Regions from separate parts of the Homo sapiens genome. Here region 2 is linked to region 1. Evidence: chromatin loops called from intact Hi-C (ENCODE). Cell type or tissue: mammary epithelial cell. All regions are shown on one strand. Links, peaks and the distances in the headings refer to the core of each region. The heading gives the core; the rest is flanking DNA.

Region 1 (10,627 bases), core at 770-8,769:
AATGAAGGGTCAGAGCCCCCACACAGAGTCCCCACTGAGGCACTGCCTAGTGGAGCTGTAAGAAGAGGACCACTGTCAAGGCCGGGCATGATGGCTCACGCCCATAATCCCAGCACTTTGGGAGGCCAAGGCGGGTGGATCACGAGGTCAGGAGTTCAAGACCAGCTTGGGCAACATGGTGAAACCCCATCTCTACTAAAAATAGAAAAATTAGCCAGGCATGGTGGTGCATGCCTGTAATCCCAGCTACTCAGGAGGCTGAGGCAGGAGAATCACATGAACCTAGGAGGTGGAGGTTGCGGTGAGCCGAGACCATGCCATTGCACTCTAGACTGGATGACAGAGCGAGACTCCATCTCAAAAAAATAAGAAAAGAAGAGGGTCTCTAGACCCCAGAGTGGTAGATCCACTGACAGCTTACACTGTGCGCCTGAAAAAGCCACATATACTCAACGCCAGCTGTGAAAGTAGGTGGGGCAGGGGGCTATACCCTGCAAAGCCACAGGGTGGAGCTGCCCAAGGCTGTAGGAGCCCACCTCTTGCATCAGTGTTCCCTGGATATGAGACATGGAATCAAAGGAGATCACTTCGGAGCTTTCAGATTTTATGACTGCCCCACTGGATTTTGGACTTGCGTGGGGACTGCAGCCCAATTTCTCCCATTTGGGACAAGAGTATTTACCCAATGCCTGTACCCCCATTGTATCTAGGAAGTAACTAACTTGCTTTTGATTTTACAGGCTCATAGGCCTTGTCTCAGATGAGACTTTGGACTATGGACTTTTGAGTTAATGCTGAAATGAATTAAGACTTTGGGAGACTGTTGGGAAGGCATGATTGGTTTTGAAATGTGGACATAAGACTTGGGAGGGGCCAGGGGTGGAATGATATGGCTTGGCTTTGTGTCACCACCCAAGTCTCATTTTCAATTAGAATCCCCAGTTGTTGAAGGAGGTACCTGGTGGGAGGTAAATGGATCATGGGGACAGTTTCCCCCATGCTGTTCTCGTGATAGTGAGTTCTCACAAGATCTGATGGTTTTATAAGGGGCTCTTCCCCCTTTGCCTCCTTCACATGCTCTCTTTTGCTTGCTGCCATGTAAGACATGCGTCTTCCCCTTCCACCATGATTGTATGTTTCCTGAGGCTTCCCCAATCATGTGGAACTGTGAGTCAATGAAACCTCTTTTTTTTTTTTTTCCTTTTCTTTCAAGACAGAGTCTCACTCCGTCTCCCAGGCTGGAGTGCAATGGTGCAACCTTGGCCTACTGCAAGCTCCGCCTCCTGGGTTCAAGCGATTCTCCTGCCTCAGCTGCCCAAGTAGCTAGGATTACAGGCACCTGCCACCATGCCTGGCTAATTTTTTGTATTTTTAGTGAGATGGGGTTTCACCATGTTGGCCAGGCTAGTCTCAAACTCCTGACCTCAGGTGATCCACCTGCCTCAGCCTCCCAAAGTGCTGGGATTATGGGCGTGAGCCACTGTGCCTGGACTGAAACCTCTTTTTTAAATAAATTACCCAGTCTTGGGTATGTCTTTATAGCAGTATGAAAATGGACTAATGCAAAGGACATACCCATACATGATCACACACCTAAGAAAATCAATATTGATTTGCAGCCCTCACACACATTTCCCTAGTCATCCAAAAAATGTCCTTTATGATTCCTCTCCCCTCACTGCCACCTAAATCTAAGATCCAGTCATGACTCACATTACCTTAGCTATTATATCTTGTTAGATCCCTAATCTGAAACATTTCTATCACCTCCTTCTAATATTTAAAAGATAATTTCTCTTTTAAAATAGTCTAGTACCAACAAAACAAAACACCCACAAAGGCCAGGCACAGTGGCTAACTCCTACAATCCCAACACTTTGGGAGGCTGAGGCGGGTGGATCTGAGGTCAGGAGTTCGAGACCAGCCTGGCCAACATGGTGAAACCTCGTCTCTACAAGGTAATAAAAAAAAAAATTAGCTGGGCATGGTAGCACATGCCTGTAATCCCAGCTACTGGAGAGGCTGAGGCAGGAGAATCGCTTGAACTCAGGAGGCAGAGATTGCAGTGAGATTGTGCCACTGTACTCCAACCTGGGCGACAGAGCGAGACTCTGTCTCCAAAACAATAAATAAATAGAATAGTCTACTAATAATATAACCTTTCAAATCTACATGCTTTCATAAATGCTAGATGAGTTAACTCTTCAAGAGAAAATGTATTTGTCCTTTTGGCATTTTCAGAATTAAAGGTAATAGTAGATGCTAGATCAAGGCTAGTATTTCCCCTTTGAGGTATTACTTTGTAGTGAGAATATTGTATAGTGATATATGTTTATTCAGTAGTCCACAATAGCTTAGTTGTAGTAATTAAACAGTGTTCTCCATATAGTGTTTGTTTTCTGTTTGAGCTTTACTCTCACGTTAATATATTTTAAAGCTTTATACCAGAATAAGGAAAACTTAATTATGTTTTTTTAAAACTAGAAAATAATTATACTGGGCCAGGCGTGGTGGCTCATGCCTATAATCCTAGCACTTTGGGAGGCCTAGGCATGTGGATCACCTAAGGTCAGGAGTTCGGGACCAGCCTGGCCACTGTTGAAACCCGTCTCTACTAAAAATACAAAAATTAGCAGGGCGTGGTGGTGGTCGCCTCTAGTCCCAGCTACTCAGCAGGCTGAGACAGGAGAATTGCTTGAACTCAGGAGGCGGAGGTTGCAGTGAGCCAAGATTATGCCACTGCACTCCAGCCTGGGCAACAGAGCAAGACTCGGTCTCAAAAAAAAAAAAAAAAAAAAAAAAAGTGCCACTGGAGGCTGGGCACTGTGGCTCAACGCCTATAATCCCAGCACTTTGGGAGGTTAAGGTGGGTGGATCACTTGAGGTCAGGAGTTCAAGACCAGCCTGACCAACATGGTGAAACCCCGTCTCTACTAAAAATACAAAAATTAGCCAGACATGGTGGCAGGCACCTGTAGTCCCAGCTACTTAGGAGACTGAGGCAGGAGAACCAATTCAACCCGGGAGGCAGAGGTTGCAGTGAGCCGAGATTGCACCACTTCACTCCATCTTGGGTGACAGAGTGAGACTCTGTCTCAAAAGGAAAAAAAAAAAATTAAGCACTGAATAAAATTTGTAAGTATTGAGCTGGGTTCAGTGGCTCACACCTGTAATCTCAGCACTTTGGGAGGCTGAGATGGGTGGATCGCCTCAGGTCAGGAATTTGAGACCAGCCTGGGCAACGTAGTGAAACCCCATCTCTACTAAAAATAAAAAAAAATTAGCTGGGCGTGGTGGCGGGTGCCTGTAATTCTAGCTACTAGGGAGGCTGAGGCAGGAGAATTGCTTGAACCTGGGAGGCGGAGGTTGCAGTGAGCCAAGATCGTGCCATTGCACTCTAGCCTGGGCAACAAGAGTGAAATTCTGTCTCGAATAAAGAAAAAAAAATTTTGTAAGTATTGGACACTAATTGGGTAAAACTTTTTACCTGATTAAGAAAACATATTAATAATAACATATGAATACTTTTTTTCAGTGACATTACATAAAATACTGCTATATAGGATCATAAATCCCAAAATTCAAGTGTGAACTAAAATGGATCTCAGTAGATTAAAGCACAGTATTTGGGCTAGTTCTTTAAGATGTATTTTTATCTACTATTTGAATAACTACTGAATGTGTGAGCTTCTGATATGGTAGTTTTGTTTTCTGTATTACTTAGATAATTGATTTTCTTCTTGTCAGATGCTAACATCAGAGAAGTTGGCCTTGAGGGGGCATTGTTGATCTTACTAGACAAGGAGACAGATGAGAGATTATGCCATGATATCAAAGAGACTTTAAATTATATGCTTACATCTATGGCAGTGGAAAAACTCTCCCTGTGGTTAAAGCTTTGTAAAGATGTACTTGCTGCATCAGCTGGTAAGTATTGGACATTATCAGTTAAAATAATAAAATTGAAATTTGAAACTTTACATAAAATTGTTTACCACTGAGAATTCATCAGTCTTGTCTAACTAGCTGGATTCTGACTGTCTGATTGTTGCTTTTCTTCAAATGAAGATTGTATTTCTAGTGTTTTAGAATTCTCTGTAATTTGAACAATATAAATCCAATACTTAAGCCTGCTCTTTTTCCCTTTGGCTGTCTTAGATGACTTTCCTATATAAAACAAATTAAAAAGTAAAGTTATTGTTTATGCCCTAAAAGGTGTGACTTGATGTATATTGTTCCCATCATTTCTTTTCATACATACAACAAATATTTGAGACCAGGTGTGGTGGCTTACCCCTATAATCCCAGCACTTTGGGAGGCTGAGGCAGGCAGATTGCTCAAGTCCAGGAGTTTGAGACCAGCCTGGGCAACGTGGCAAAACACCATCTCTACAAAAAAAAATTTTTTTTTTAATTAGCTGGGCCTGGTGGCTCACACCTGTAGTCCCAGCTGCTCGGGAAGCTAAGATGGGAGGATTGCTTGAGCCCGAGAGGCAGAGGTTGCAGTGAGCCAAGATCACACCACTGCACTCCAGCCTGGGCAACAGAGTGAAACCCTGTCTCTACATACATACATACATACATACATACATACATACATACATATGTTCATACATACCCACCCCACCCCTCGCACCGTATGAAATTACTTAGTCACCATAAGAGAAAGTTATACAAAGTTATGACATTTTGAGCAAGCCAGTTTCACTACATACAATAATGTTAATTTCAAGTAGTATTAGAAAACTGTTATTACCCTAATGTCTTTAGTAATACAAGATAATTGTTCATGAGAAAGTATATTCAAATCTTTAAAATTTGTATCCTTGGAGTAAGAGAGAAAATAAATGAGAGGAAGAGAGAAGAGAAAAACCAGTTATTTTCCAAGAACTGTATATAATTTATCTGATTTAAGCCTTTAACCCATTCTATGCATAGACAATTTTATTCTGTTTTATAGAAGAGAAAATAGGCTTGGAGAGGTAACCTGCCTGAAGACATAGACAGATTCAGTCCTACGCCTACACAACTTTTAAAATCCACAAGCCTTCCACTGTACTTCAGTGCTCCCAACTCAGTTGCCCAAGCCTTAGAATTTAATGTAGCTCTCATGTCTGAATTGTGTGATAGGAGAAAAGTTAACACCAAATTCCTGGAATGTTTTGTATTCTCTGCTCTGACTATCTTGATTCTTATTGGTCCCTCTTCCAATGGTTTACACTGGCTGTTTCAACTATTACGCTTTACATATTTTATTTTTCTAATTTTCTCTTCTGTTCCCCACTACTCAAGAAATTGCAAGGACTTCTTTAAAAGAAAATGTCGCCTGAGCCCAGGTGTTCGAGGCTGCAGTGAGCCATGATTGTGTAACAGAGCAAGATCTTGTCTCAAAAAAAAAAAAAAAAAGAAAATACATGTGTGCATAGACTGATTACATTTTCCTGGTGTCTCAATTATCTTTTTTAAATTTTGCATTCATACTCCCTGAGCTTGCTCAATTTTATCTTGCCATTAATTCTTCATCTTCTGAGGTTTGGCTCCATACCTTCTCAGGAAAACACCTTCCAGGCTCTGTTAACTTGACCATAACTTTATTTGTGACATGTTTGGTATTCTAACGTGCAAAAAAATATTGACATACGGGATAATATAAGAAAAGCAGTTTGGTTTGTTTCATAGCATTAGTTCCATTTTCAGTTGTTAAACAGTTTGTAAGTGTAACAGTTAATAAGTAGAGGAGATAATTCACTACTCAGTGACCAGCTATCATTACACCTTTGATACTGTAATGGTAGCAATGAGTCTATCCTAAGAAAAATATTTTCAGACAATTTCAGTAGATTCAGGAACCTCCTGAAATCCATGCAAGGCTCCAGTGTTAAAACAGCCTTCCCAATGTATCCCACCCACACCCGAGAATTTTGAGTCTCCTTAAGTACATCCATCTACTTGCAGGGGATTGATAATTATTTCAGTATCTACTATTGTGTTTGTTTGTTTTTTTAAATATTTTTTATTGTGTTTGTTTTTTACTTTGAGTATAATTTAACAGCTTGGTCATTTTGACCTGGAACAGTTCTTAACAGCATCTCCTTTAGACAGCTGTTTAGTTGTATGTAGTTATTAGACCTAATTATTTGATGTTATTAAAAAGATGATTGATCAGTAGCAATTGATAGTTGAGCAATTCTAGTCTGAATTTGAAGTCATTTTTTTGTTCCTTTTGATATATATATATATATCTTTCAGTTGATTATAATTACATATGTTCTCCTTTAATAAAAGATTTTACAGCTGTAACTTGTGTGGATACAATGCAAGAAGAAGAAGGAGATAAAGGGGATGATGCCTCAGTCCTGACCACCAGACGTGATGAAAAATCCCATCCTTTTACCAATCCCCGATGGGCTACTAGAGTCTTTGCTGCTGAATGTGTCTGTAGGATAATTAACCAATGTGAGAATGCTAACAGTGCACATTTTGACATTGCTTTAGCACAAGAAATGAAAAAAAGAGATTCAAGAAGTAAGTGACATAGTGATGAAAACACCAAATGATATGTGTAAAAATGCTGTCTGCTTATGGTTTTAATATTTAAAATATTAAAATATTTTTTTAAAATGAAACTAGCCAGACACAGTGGCTCATACCTGTAATCCTAACACTTTGGGAGGCTGAGGCAGGAGGATCACTTGAGCCCAGGAGTTTGAAACCAGCCTGGGCAACAATGAAACATTGTCTCTATTAAAAAAATTTTTTTAATTAGCAAGGCATGGTGGCATGCACCTATAGTTCCAGCTACTGGGGAGGCTGAGGCAGGAATATCACTTGAGCCCAGGAGTTTGAGCTTGCAGTGAGCCGTGTTCACATCACTTCATGTTTAAATACATTTTTAATGGTTAAGCTTCTTATATTGGCATTCACTTTAATGAGCAGGTGCAATGCATTAAGTTTATAGAAAATAATTGGTTCTTGGGAAATAGTATGAACATTTACTAGTTCTCAAAAATTATTTCCTGGTTTGTAACTTGGGCCAGTTTTTGCTTACAGATTATTTTAGTATCATAGATATTAACTAAAAAACATTTGAGCCTTTCTCAGTGTTAAGTAAACCTGATTGTAAGACCATTTTGACCACCTCTTACTGTTTAACTGTATTATTTTTACCTATTTATGTTTGCCTTTATGGTTTGATGTCTGATTTTTTAAATTCACTTAAGCTCATATGTTCAAAGACACAATACATATTTGTGTTTTTTTTTTTTTTTTTTTAGACAGCATTTCACTCTGTCACCCAGGCTGGAGTGCAGTGGCATGATCACAGCTCACTGTAACCTCAACCTTCCAGGCTCAAGCAATCCTCCCACCCCAGCCTCCCGAGTAGCTGGGACAACAGGCATATACCACCATCCCCATCTAATTTTTTAATTTTTCTGTAGAAGTGAGATCTTATTATGTTGCCCAGGCTGTCTCAAACTTCTGGGCTTAAGTGACTCTCCCACCTCAGCCTCCCAAAGTGCTGGGATTACAGGCATTAGCCACCACACCTGTCCACAGTGCATATTTCTAAATTCCTTAGAAGTATTCTTTACCAGACAAAAGAATTACAAAGCAAAATGTTGCTGTTGCCAGTCTGAGTATGAATTAGGTATCTCTGGTTTAATTATTTTTAAGTATGCATTTATTGAGTCTCTTGTGATGAGCACTTTGCTAGATACTTTACAGTTACAAAATTTACATACTGTAGATACTTAACTGATTCCTGTGCTCTCAGTTAAAGTTGTAGTTGGCATTTACTAAGACGTGATTTCTTCTGTTAAATGATTTTCTTATATCTCTCCACAGGAGATATGTTATACCAAACAATGTGTTGTAGGAATGAAAGGAATTACCATTTATCATTTCTACGACTAGAAATGTTTTTTATACTCCCACCATTTGTATGTTTGGCAGTATATGTAAAAATAAGATATTGTCGTTCATAGAAAGAGCCGCATAAAACTTTTTTTTAAAGGAACATTATGTCTTAGCTTCAACCTGACATAAAGAAAATAAATTTCTGCTTAATTAGTCAAAGCCCAAAGTCTCCTCCATACCAACTAATGTACTTTTATCATAAAAGCTGAACAAAATTTTATTGAAGATACTATTAGGACACTTAAAAAATGCTAATTCTGCCCTGAGTAGCTGGATATACTTACTAGCTTTGGGACAGTTTTCTTGTGTGTATTTGCAGTGTACATTAAATCCAGCTTTAAAGTCTCTATTTAACAAACAGCAAAAACAGTATATCAAGTCAGAGGTACTTAAAGGAGGAAAAATTATCACTTAATGTAAGTCTTAGTTCCAGCACATTTTTTTGATATTTTCTAATCTTTTTTTCTCCCAATATGTTTTTTAATCTTATAGATGACTTTTTGGTACTGCATCTTGCTGACTTAATTCGCATGGCTTTTATGGCTGCCACAGATCACAGTGACCAGCTCCGTCTTTCTGGCCTTGAAATGCTGTTAGTTGTTATTCGGCGATTTGCAACTGTTCCAGAACCAGAGTTTCCAGGTCATGTGATTCTGGAACAGTATCAAGCCAATGTAAGCACTTTCTTTTAGAGAATTTTATTATTAAACACACAGATAAAAAGTCTATGAGGCCAGGCATGGTGGCTCATGCCTGTAATCCCAGCACTTCGGGAGGCCAAGGCGGGTAGGTAGCTTTGAGCCCAGGAGTTCAAGACCGGGCAGCATGACGAAACCCCATCTCTACCAAAAATACAAAACTAGCTGGCATGGTGGAGTGCACCGGTAGTCTCAGGCTGAGGTGGGAGAATCACTTGAGCCTGGGAGACGGAGGTTGCAGTGAGCCGAGATTGTGCCACTGCACTCCAGCCTAGGTGACAGATCCAGACCCTGTCTCAAAAAAAAAAGTCTGAAACTGTCTGAGGATGGGAAAGTTAAAAAAGAGGAAGAAGAAAGGGGGAAAGAGAAAGGAAGAGAGGAAGGAAGGGAGCAAGGGAGGGAGGGAAGAAAGGGGGGAGGATCTGTCTATGAACCGAATTGGGATATCACCTCGTAAATGAGTAGGTATCTCTGCTAACGTATCACCAGTATATTCCATATATAGAAAGTACATGTGTTTGAAGAAGAAATCTTTCAGCTAATATTTTATAAAGCTTCAAGTAAAAGCAAAGTACATAAAACATGTCTTTTGGGCAGGGCAGTATGCCTGTAGTCCCAGCTCCTTAGAAGGCTGAGGCAGGAAGATCACTTGAGCCCAGAAGTTCAAGTCCAGTCTGGGCATCATAGGGAGACCTCCATCTCCAGAGAGGGGGAAAAAAAATGGCCCTGTTAAAGAAAACAAAAATAAAAAAACAAGTGTTTTGTAACTTTAAAGGTTGATTTTCCGGGTGGGGGAAGCTGAGTGCTGAGACCAAGGGCTAAAGCTGGGAGACTGAAAAAATGCAGACCACCGGGGTATTACTCATTTCTCCAGCTCTGATCTGCTGTTGTACCAGGGGTCTAATCAGGCCTGTGTCTGCCTTCTCCTTGAATAGCCCAGAGAATTCATCTAAACAGCCTTCCTACAGCAGCTCCCCACTCCAGGTGGCCAGACGGGAGTTCCAGACCAGTGTTGTCTCCCGGGACACTGACACAGCCGCCAAGTTTATTGGTGCTGGGTCAGCCACAGTTGGTGTGGCTGATTCAGGGGCTGGCATTGGAGCGGTGTTTGGCAGCTTGATTATTGTCTATGCCAGGAAGCTGTCTCTCAAGCAGCAACTCCTCTTCTATGCCATTCTGGGCTTTGCCCTGTCTGAGGCCATGGGGCTCTTCTGTTTGATGATCTCCTTCTTCATCCTGTTCGCCATGTGAGGCTCCGTGAGGGTCACCTGCCTGTCCCTGCAGCTGCAACTCCGCGCCATTCCTGGTGCTGGGGTGTGCTAAGCTTTACCATTAAACACAACGTTTCTCTAAATAAATAAATAAATAAATAAAGGTTAATTTTCATAATATATATAACCTCTTTCATTTATTTTCTAGACTTAGGAAATGATTCAGATTTCTGTGGGGTTTGTGTTGTTGTTGTTTTTGAGACAAGGTCTTACCCTGTTGCCCAGGCTGGAGTGCAGTGGCATGATTTTGGCTCACTGCAACCTGAAGTAGCTGTAACTACAGCCACACGCCACCACGCTCGGCTAATTTTTGTGTTTTTTTGTAAAGACAGGGTTTTACCATGTTGCGCAGGCTGGTCTCAAACTCTTGGGCTCAAGTGATCTGTCTGCCTCCACCTCCAACGTGCTGGGACTACAGGCATGAGCCACCAGCCCCAGCCCAAGGATTCAGGTTTCTATTACTGGTTTTGTAATCTTTTTAACTGATTATTTGACTGGTCCATTGAACAATTTAAGAAGAACAAGGAAGATAACAAAATCATTAGCTGTCTTGTAATCCTCTAGCAGCATTCATCCAAGGAGATCTCTCATTATTATTCAGAAGCAACTTCTGATGGCTAGCAGTTAGGGAGACCAGAGCAGTTCATCAGTTGATTAGCAGTCTTCATGACTTCGTTCAGCTAATACCAACATATGCTTAGGGACAAAGCAAAATGAAGGGATTAAAGTTACGTAGAACTG
Region 2 (10,627 bases), core at 1,262-9,261, 160 kb after region 1:
AGTTTTTTCTTTTTAGTGTTTCCTAATACAGATTCAATAAAAACAAATATATATATATGTGTTCCCTCCTTTTCTTATACACTCACCTGTACTTTGTTTTTTTACTTAATAATATAAATTAGAGATCTCTCCCTGTTAGCATGTAGAGAACTTTTTTATATCTGTATGCATATCCTGTACTACAAGTTTATTCAACTAGTCACCTAGTGTTGAACGTGTGATTGTTTCCAATTTGTTACTCTTGGCAATGAATAACTTTGCCTATATTTTCTCTTGTTTGTATTCATCAATAAAATATTCCTTTTCTTTTTTTTTTGAGACAGGGTTTTGCTCTGTCACCCAGGCTGGAGGGCAGTGGCACAGTAGCGACTCACTGCAGCCTTGAATTCCTGTGTTCAAACGATCTCGTGCCTCAGCCTCCCAAGTGGCTGGGATTATAGGCGTGTGCCATCATGCTTGGCTAGTTTTTGTACTTATAGTAGAGACAGGGTTTTGCCATGTTGGCCAGGCTGGTCTCAAACTCCTAGCCTCAAGTGATCCACCTGCTTTGTCCTCCCAAAGTGCTGGGATTATAGGTGTGAGCCACTGCACCCAGCCAAATACTCTGTTTGTAGAAGAATCACTAGACTCAGACTAGCAAAGGACTTTGGGGAGTTATTTTTACAGTTAGAGAAATTGAGGTCCAAAGAGGTTAAATGGAAAGGTTTACATCAAATGTATGAACTAGGTGTCTGTAATCTGCCAATCGTGAAGTTATTTGGTATAGTACGAGGTTAGTCCACTCTGAAGTTGTGCATGCCTGGATTCGAGTCTCAGCTTATGCACAAAAAAGGCTATATGATCTTGGACAATTTATTAAGTTTGTCTATAAAATAAGTATATATTCTTAGCAAGATTATTGTGAGAATTAGAAAAATATATTGTATAGATTTACTGTAGTAATCAGCATATTGCAGGTGCTCAAATGGTAGCTGCTATTATTGTCATCTTTACACTACAACAACATTTTCAATAACAGGTTCGTAGCTTTCTAGCCTGTGAAGGATGGTCTCTTCAAGCCTGAATTCTATTTGTTTGAATTGGTTAGTTTTTAGAGAGAATGATGCTTCTAAGGGTGACTAATACTGAGTGAGCAAAGAAGGTTTTAGAGTTTCCCTTTCAAGTACTTTTAAAGTCAGCTGTTAGCAAAAAAGTTTTTATTGAGCCATTGTGATTAATTAGTCTGGGTATGAAATTATGAAAGGTTTAAGGTGTTAGTGGGTATAGAGGTGGATATATTGATGACTTTTTATTTTTGAAATAGGGTATTGCTCTGTCTCACAGGCTGGAGTGCAGTGGTACAATGATAGCTCATGTAACCTTGAATTCCTGGGCTCAAGTGATCCTCCTGCCTCAGCCTCCGGAGTCACTATAGAACTATAGGCGTGTGCCACCATACTGGCTAATTTTTATTTTTATTTTGTTATTTATGTATTATTTGTAGAGACGAGCTCTCACCATGTTGCCTAGGCTGATCTTGAACTCCTGGCCTCCAGTGATCCTCCGGTGTAGCCTCCCAAAGTGCTGGGATTATAGGCGTGAGCTACCACACCTGGTTGACTTTTTGGTCTAAAATTTAATTTGACTTAACTTGGTAATTGGCAGTATATAGGAGGCGATGTCATTGATTGCCAGATCATAAATTAAACAGTACCTCTCTTTAAAGAAATTGGGAGGCAGAGTTTGATGGAGAAGGTGACATGTTAAGATGGAATATACTTAATTTGAGATGATGATAAATAACCAAGTACAATTAATTCATAAGTTTTTCAAGTTACGATAGGCTGCTTTGTATTGTTTTTTGAGATGGAGTTTCACTCTTGTAGACCAGGCTGGAGTGCAATGGTTCAAGCGATCTTGGCTCACTGTAACCTCTGCCTCCTGGGTTCAAGCGATTCTCCTGCCTCAGCCTCCCAAGTAGCTGGGATTACAGGCATGCGCCACCACACCCGGCTAATTTTGTATTTTTAGTAGAGACGGGGTTTCTCCAGGTTGGTCAGGCTGGCCTTGAACTTCCGTCCTCAGGTGACCCACCCACCTCGGCCTCCCAAAGTGCTGAGATTACAGAATAGGCTGCTTTTAAGGTACTAAGTGCAAAGGCAGAGATATGGATTGCCACCTGCTTGATTAAGTAATTCTGGAAAATCTTTAGTTTACATAGTTGGATGTCAAAGAAATAAAGTATTGTTATATTCAAATTAAATGCTTTTCTTCTCTAGACTCTGTTACGGCATGGTGCAAATCCAGATCTGAGAGATGAAGATGGGAAAACTCCATTAGATAAAGCTCGAGAAAGGGGCCATAGTGAAGTGGTAGCTATTCTTCAGTCTCCAGGTGAGAGCTACATTCTTTCTTTTGAAGCCATCTACTGTTATTTTTCAGCTTTCACTTCCATAGCTTTCTGTAGACACATTAACCTTATATAAATGAACTATTCCTATGAAGTCAAATAATTATATATGTATATCCTTATATTTAATAAACCTGTTTAACAGCTTAATTTTCTATGTTCTTTGAGATTGTGACTGCCTGATTCCAGAATAACCAAAATCTAAAGTTCAAGGAATATGGGAATGTCAGATAAAGAATACTTTGGTATTGTTTAGATAGGTAGTTTGACCAAAAAAAATTTTTTTTTTTTTTTGAGGTGGAATCTTGCTCTGTCGCCCAGGCTGGAGTGCAATGGCGCTATCTCGGCTCACTGCAAGCTCCGCCTCCCGGGTTTACGTCATTCTTCTGCCTCAGCCTCCCTAGTAGCTGGGACTACAGGCACCCGCCACCGTGCCCAGCTAATTTTTTTTGTATTTTTAGTAGAGACGGGGTTTCACCGTGTTAGCCAGGATGGTCTCGATCTCCTGACCTCGTGATCCGCCCGTCTCGGCCTCCCAAAGTGCTGGGATTACAGGCGTGAGCCACTGCTCCCGGCTGACCAAAGTTTTAAGTTTTCAGAGGGTTGATGAATCCAGAAGCTCTGTGAAATAATTTTTGGAACGAAGTGGAGTATCCAAAATTATCTTCTTAATTTGTTATTGAGCACATTGAAGTTACTAGTGCTCTTTAGTATTCTTATAAGCATCATTGAAACAATGTTCTAATTTCAGTGTATTTGTTAATTAGAGATAATTATTATTTGAAGTTGGATATATCTTAAGGTTTTTTTCCTTGAAAGCAAAAGTTTCCAAAAAAGTATTTCTTTAAAAAATATTTGTCTGTAGGTGATTGGATGTGTCCAGTTAATAAAGGAGATGATAAGAAAAAGAAAGATACAAACAAAGATGAAGAAGAATGTAATGAGCCCAAAGGAGATCCGGAAATGGCACCCATATACTTGAAAAGGTTATTGCCAGTGTTTGCACAAACATTTCAGCAAACTATGCTGCCTTCAATAAGGTAGTTATTCATACTATTTGATGTGTTAGTCAAATTACACCAATTATATGGTTTTATTTATCTCCCTTTTCCAGAAGTATTTGAGGTTTATTTTAATGTTAAAAAGGTGTGGTAAGAATAAAATTTAGATGAGAAGTGGGAAAGCCCTATCTTTTCTTCTGACGATCTGAACGAAGAGAAGTTTTAGAAAAGATTACTAGATTCTTAACAAATTTTAGGTAGCTCTCTGAATATTAAATCTCTGTTTGATAAGTATTGCAACCACTTATTGAGCTTTTTAGAAGCCTGTTGGTAGGGACGGTATGAGATGGCCACTGGAGGAGTTATACAGATAAATGAGATTTGGCTCTTGCTTACTCTTCCCCTTGCGGGCTAGTAAGGATGTATGTGGGTAAAACATAGAGTGGTAAATGGTAGATTAGGCACATATTCAGGGTTCTCTGGGAATATAGATAATTTAACAACTAATTGGGCTGGGCAGATTGGAGACAGTTTTATGCAGAGGTGAGATTTAAATTGTGGTTTAAAGGATACTTAGGAGTTTTCTAGGCAGACAGATTTGGAAGCATGAGTGAAGAACAGTATGTGCAAATGCATGAAGGTATGAATCCATCCATCAGGAACTCCTTGTGGCTCTCCCTCTACAGTGTATCCATAGCTTGCTATTTCTTTTCATCTTTTGCTAGTCAGTACTCTGATCCAAACTACCAAAGGGTTTGACCACTGCAGTAGCCTCCTTAGTTAATCATTCTGCTTTTTCTCTCTTGCTCCTTTACAATGTTTGTACATATTAGGCTGAATTATATATGTAGATGTGTGCGTGTATATATATTTTTAATTAACTAATTTTTGAGACAGGGTATCGCTGTCACCTGGGCTGGAGTGCAGTGGCTGGATCACTGCAGCCTTGACTTCCTGGGCTCCAGTGATTCTCCCACCTTAGCCTCCCGAATAGCTGAGACTACAAGTATGCCACCATGACCAGATTGTACTTTTAGTGTAGATGGGGATGCACCACGTTGCCCAGGCTGGTCTCAAACTCCTGGGCTCAAGTGATCGCCCACCTCAGCCTCCCAAGTGCTGGGATTACAGACATGGGCCACTACACCTGACCATATTTATTTTTAGAGACAGGTCTTGCTCTGTCACCCAAGTTGGAGTGTAGTGGCACAATCATAGCTCACTGTAACCTTGAACTCCTGGGCTCCAGCGATCCCCCACCTCAGCCTCTCAAGTAGCTAGGACTACAGATGTATACCGCCTTGCCTGGCTAATTCTTAAATTTTTTGTAGAGACATGGTGTTGCTCTGTTGCCCAGGCTGGTCTTGAACTCTTAGCCTCAAGGGATTTTTCTGCTTTGGCCTCCCAAAGTGTTGGGATTGTAAGTGTGAGCTTCTGCATGCACCTGTCCTGAGAATTATATACATTTTTTTAAAAATTTTTTTTAGAGACAAAGTCTTGCTCTCTTGTCCAGGCTGGAGTGCAGTGGCACAATCACAGCTTACTGCATACTTGAACTCCTGGGCTCAAGGAATCCTCCCACCTCAGCCTGCTGAGTATCTAGGACTACAGGCATGCACTACCACACCAGCTAATGTTTTCATTTTTTTGTGGAGATGAGGTCTGGCCATCTTGCCCAGGCTGGTCTTTAACTCCAGGGCTCAAGCAATCCTCTGGCCTCAGCTTCCTGAAGTGCTGGAATTACAGGCATGAGCTACCGCACTTGGCTTGAGAATTATATCTTTAAATCGTAATTATATCACACGACTGCCTAGTTTGAACCCTTCATAGCTTCTAATTGGCTTTAACAAAAACTCAGCTCCTTAACCCTTAGGCTTGCAAGTTCTTACATAATCCCAACCCAGCTCTCCAACAGAGTACTACCTAACATTTGGCCCATTACACTTACGCTAGCCTTCTTTCTGTTGTGGAACCCTCCAAGTACATCCTTGCCTTAGGGCTTTTGTACTTGTTTGTCATCTGCTTGAAACTTTCTGTCCCTAGATCTTCTGAATGGGTGTTTGCTTCATACCATTCACCTCTCAGTTCAAATGTTACATCCATTGAAGTCTGTCTCCCTGATTTAAATTTACCCCGTTACACTTTTTATATCAATAATGTTTTACTGACTTTACAAAGCTTATGCTATCTTGGCTGGGTGCGGTGGCTCACGCCTGTTATCCCAGCACTTTGGGAGGCCGAGGCAGGTGGATCACTTGAGGCCAGGAGTTTGAGACCAGCCTGGCTAACGTGGCGAAACCCTGTCTCTATGAAAAATAAAAAAATTAGCTGGGTATGGTAGCACTTGGCTGTAGTCCCAGCTACTCGGGAGGGTGAGTCAGGAGAATTGCTTGAACCCATGAGGCGGAGGTTGCAGTGAGCCAAGATTGCGCCACTGCATTCCAGCCTAGGCAACAGAGCAAGACTCCATCTAAAAAAAAAAAGGTTTCACTCTCTGAAATACTGGTTTTTGGGGGGTTTTGTTTGTTTTATTGTCTTGTCTCTTTAAAGTAAGCACCACGAGAGCTGGTCTTATGTACTGCTATATTCCTACAAAGGCAAGGAGATACAGAATAGGGCCTGATCCTTAGGTCCTCAGTAGATATTTACTGAATGATTGAATGAGTGTGTTTTGTTAGCAGTTGCAAGTATTTCAATATTAATGGAGTACAGGATACATTTGGAAAGCTCCGAGAATAATGTTAAGAAAGTAGAGAGGAGCTTTTTATAACCTATGATGGCTTTTGTAGGCCATGTGAAAGAGCGTGGACTCTACCTCACATTTAAGAAGGATTATTAAAGACCTGTAAGGAAAATTTGACACATCTGGATTTCTGTTGATCAAGATCACTTTGACACCCTGGCAGAGAGAAGAACTGGAGGAAGGAGAGAATAGAAACAGACAAGTGTTGATTGAGATAGGAACTTCAGGGCAACTGGATTAGTGAGAACAAATTTAAGAGTTTGGCAGATGGGTTGTATAGGGATTGGTGACCAGTTAGATGGTGGATTGAAGGAAGAAAGGGTGAAAGATGACTGCAGGTTTTTGGCTGAGTAGGAATCTGATTTTGGTCGTTTTCAGTTCAGGAGGTCTGTAGAGCAGGCAGTTTTATAAGATTCAAGTACCTCAAATACCAGTATTATGAGCTGACATTAAAATACAAGCAGTCTGCTTTAAATAGGAGAGAACTGGCCGCAAAATAATTCACTGTGAACATTTAATAGCTTGGTTTTTAATTCTTCCCCAAATAGCTACAGAGGTGTAGGTGTTAGTGGGGTCACTTTTTTTTTTTTTTTTAATTACACAAGACTTGAATCATCTTAAATGAGCAAGTTCAGTTTTGAACAAGATAATTTGGTCTGAAAATTTTAGAGGACCATCTGTTATGCCAGTGCAAGAATCATTCTGGAGTATAAGTGCTTCATGATAAGGCCATCAGAAAATTATAAAGTATGCTACCATGTAACAGAGTTCCCTTATTGGATGGTTATTTTCTTTTATCATTTTAAATGTTTGGAGATATTAGTGTTAGAAAATTTGATGCTAAATTTTCCCAGGTAGTTATTAGCAGACACATTTAATTGTAGCTAGGAAAATAATATATGTCTTAGTTTAAGAACTCATACTCTGGAATCAACTCATTGCACTTTCCTATATGTTTGGCCATGGGCAAAGCACATAACCTCTTAATCAATTGGCTCGTCTCCAAGGTGAGGATAGTTATACTTAATCCTCTTTAGGAGTGAGAATAAAAATTAAATATGTGTGTAGCATAGTGTCTACAATGTTAGAGGTATTTGAAAAGTGATAGTTTATTTTTTGGAATTATTTAGCATTATTAAAAACAAGGGGGAGCACACGGTGGCACGTTTCTGGTCCCAGCTACTTGGGAAGCTGAGGTAGTAGGATCGCTTGAGACCAGCTTAGGCAACATAATGTGACCCTGTCTCGAAAAAACAAGGTGGATTGGTTACAACCTGATATTTTACCAGTTTTTTTGAAGTTTTATCAGATAAGTAAACATAACACTGATTCAGACAGTTAAGAGTGTCCATGTATATTGACATTAGCTATTACCTGTGTAGGCCTGTGCACAGTATCTGTTCAGGAAATAAAAGGCAGACAGCAGATCAGTGAAGGCTTCAAAACAGAGATTGGTAGTATCAGTGGTGGAGTAGTTTGTAAAAGCCTGGTTATTTTCTCTGTAAGATAATTAGACTGAGTACTTCTCCACTTTGTTTTAGAAGAAAGCTACATAGAATTTTGAACAGGTCTGATAAGTAAACATCTTAGGAGTTAGTATAAATAACTGGACAAAGATTGAGTCTCCTTTGCAGCAAACTAGATCTTTATGAGGACCTTTTGAAAAAAAAATTTTTTTTTTGAGACAGAGTCTTGCTCTGTCACCCAGGCTGCAGTGAAGTGGCGTGATCTTGGCTTACTGCAGCCTCCGCCTCCTGGGTTCAAGTGATTATCCTGCCTCAGCCTCCCAGGGGTTTACAGGGATTACAGGCACGCACCACCATGCCCGGCTAATTTTTGTAGTTTTAGTAGAGACGGGGTTTTGCCATGTTGGCCAGCCTGGCCTTAAACTCCTGACCTCAAGTGATCCGCCTGCCTCTGCCTCCTAAAGTGCTGGGATTACAGGAGTGAGCCACTGCGCCTGGCCCTTTAAAAATTAAAAAAAAAGGTTTTAGCTACAGGGTCTCACTGTCGCACAGGCTGGAGTATAGTGGAGTGCTCATAGCTTACGGCAACTTCAAACTCCTGGGCTCAAGGGATTTTCCCAACTCAGCCTCCCAACCACTTGCGACCACAGTTGTGCACCACCACGCCCAGCTAATTCTTTGGGGGAGGAAAGGGGCTCACTCTGTCACCTAGGCTAGAGTGCAGTGGCACAATCTTGGCTCACTGCAGGCTCTGCCTCCCAGGCTCAAGTGATCCTCTCACCTTAGTCTCCCAAGTAGCTGAGACTACAGATGCATGCCACCATGCCTGGCTAAACACCTGGCTAATTAAAATAGTTTTTTTTTTTTTGTAGAGATGAAGTCTTGCTGTGTTGCCCAGACTGGTCTCAAACTCCTGGGCTCAAGCGATCTTCCGACGTCAGCCTCCCAAAGTGTTGGGTTTACAGGCGTGAGCCACCGTGTGTGGTCTGGTTTTCTTTTCTTGCTTTCCGTGTGTGTGTGTGCGCATGTGTGCGTGTGTGTGTGTGTGCGTGTGTGTGTGTGTGTGTCAGGATCTTACCCTGCTGCTCAGGCTGGAGTGCAGTGGCGTGATCTCAGCTCACTGCAGCCTCAGCCTCCTGGGCTCAAGCAGTTCTCTAGCCTCCCAAGTTGCTGATACTACAGGCGAGCACCACCACACCTGACTAATTTTTTTATTTTTTTGTGTGTAAACAAGGTCTTACTATGTTGCCCAGACTGGTCTTGAACTCTTAAGCTCTAGTGATCCTCCCAAAGTGCTAGGTTTACAGGTGTGAGCCACTGCGACTGGCCCAATTTTTTTTTTAAAACAATTTGAGAGAAAAAAGTAGACTTGGTGGGATATAGTGGGAAATTGTTCTTGGGTGAAAACATTAAATAATCTAAAGACATAAATTCTTCTAAAATTAATTTGTAGGTTATGCAGTTCTAAAGGAAATAACTACAGAATTTGTTTTAGAACTTGACAGATCCCAAAGTTCATCTGGAAGAATAAATAGGTGAGATTATTAAAGAAAAATCTGAAATGTTAGTGTAACCCTTTAGCAATGAAATTTTTATGATAACTAGCAGAGTAGTGTGTAAATCAATGGAATAAAATAGTCCCCCCAATAGAGCCAGTTATATATAGGTATTGAATGTATTATAATGGATGTTTCTCAGATCATTCAGGGGAGGGGGTACTATTTATTAAGTGGTACTGGAGTATCTGCTTTGTAGTTTGATTTTAAAAATCACCCTAATCTTTTATCTTATATTTTAAATCTAAACAAATTCTAAGACTTAAAAACTAAAATATTAGGAAAACAAAAAGATAAGATACTTTTTTTCCCTATCCTCCAAAACTTTTTTTTTTTTTTTTGAGACAGTCTTGCTCTGTCACTCAGGTTGGAGTGCAGTAGCATGATCTTGGCTCACTGCAAACCTCTGACTCCCAGGTTCAAGCGATTCTCGTGCCTCAGCCTCCCGAGGAGCTGGGATTAAGGACATGCACCACCATGCCCAGCTAATTTTTGTATTTTGTTAGTAGAGACAGGGTTTCACCATATTGGCCAGGCTGGTCTTGAACTCCTGGCCTCATGTGATCCACCCTTCTCAGCCTCCCAAAGTGTTGGAATTACAGGTGTGAGCCCCTCCAGAACCTCTGAGCAAAAGAAAATATACTTGAATGTTTATCAGACCTTGATAGGAAGAATGGCTTTTTCTTTTTCTTTTTTTTTTTGAGACAGAGTCCTGCTCTGTTGCACAGGCTGGAGTGAAGTGGCGCCATCTCAGCTCCTGAGTAGCTGGGATTACAGGCACACACCACCATGCCCGGCTAATTTTTTTGTGTTTTTAGTAAAAATGGGGTTTTGCCATGTTGGCTGGGCTGGTCTCGAACTCCTCATCTCGGGTGATCTGCCTGCCTTGGCCTCCCAAAGTGCTGGGATTACAGGCGTGATCCACCACACCCAGCCTGGCTTTTTGTTTTTCTTTTTCCTTTCTTTCTTTCTTTTTTTTCTTTTTTTTTTTCTTTTTTTTTGAGACGGGGTGTTGCTGTGTCACCCAGACTGGAGTGCATAGTATGATCACAGCTCACTGCAACCTTGAATTCCATGGCACAGTGTATCCTCTTGCCTCAGCCTCTTGAGTAGCTAGAACTGCAGGCACACACCACCAGGTCCAGCTAATTTTTATTTTTAGAGATAGTTTTGCTTTGCTGCCCAAGGCTGGTCTTGAACTCCCGGGCTTAAGCAGTTCCCCTGCCTTGACCTCCCAAACTGCGGGATTACAGGCGTGAGCCACTATGCCTGGCTTACTTTAGAAACCTATTTGCATTAGCCAAATGTGTCCTTTTAAATTTATTTTATGTAAAAAACATAAAACTACTACATAACAGAAACAATATTACCTGCAGCCACAAATGTCTCAGAATAGAAACTTTTAATCTAAAAAAATTTGCCAGCAGGTGGGTATTTGTTAGCAAATATGACAAAGGGATACTGTCTTTATT

Evidence for each region. Hi-C counts contacts between places; a loop is a spot of excess contacts. Peaks named below come from ENCODE experiments on the same cell type or tissue, not always from the same donor. Only the 100,000 strongest peaks of a DNase experiment are listed, where the experiment ranks them.
Region 2: it touches region 1 in a loop (2.5-fold over the local background); 2 of 110 quality-filtered maps call a loop at or near these places.

The regions. Positions count from the first base shown.
Region 1 is chr14:31,319,463-31,330,089 of GRCh38, reverse strand. HEATR5A (HEAT repeat containing 5A) reads left to right here. Exons shown (of 36, transcript NM_015473.4): 23 at 3,748-3,927; 24 at 6,286-6,525; 25 at 8,410-8,591. It also overlaps the pseudogene ATP5MC1P2. Among named protein-coding and RNA genes, the nearest start is that of HEATR5A, 96 kb to the left of the region's middle. In mammary epithelial cell, for the core only: a CTCF peak has its summit at 3,769; no DNase peak of the experiment used is centred there.
Region 2 is chr14:31,161,100-31,171,726 of GRCh38, reverse strand. It overlaps HECTD1 (HECT domain E3 ubiquitin protein ligase 1), which reads left to right. Exons shown (of 43, transcript NM_015382.4): 9 at 2,259-2,373; 10 at 3,255-3,429. Among named protein-coding and RNA genes, the nearest start is that of HECTD1, 41 kb to the left of the region's middle. RefSeq lists a silencer at 5,630-5,924. In mammary epithelial cell, for the core only: no CTCF peak of the experiment used is centred there; a DNase peak (open chromatin) is centred at 5,736; H3K27ac peaks cover 1,584 bases.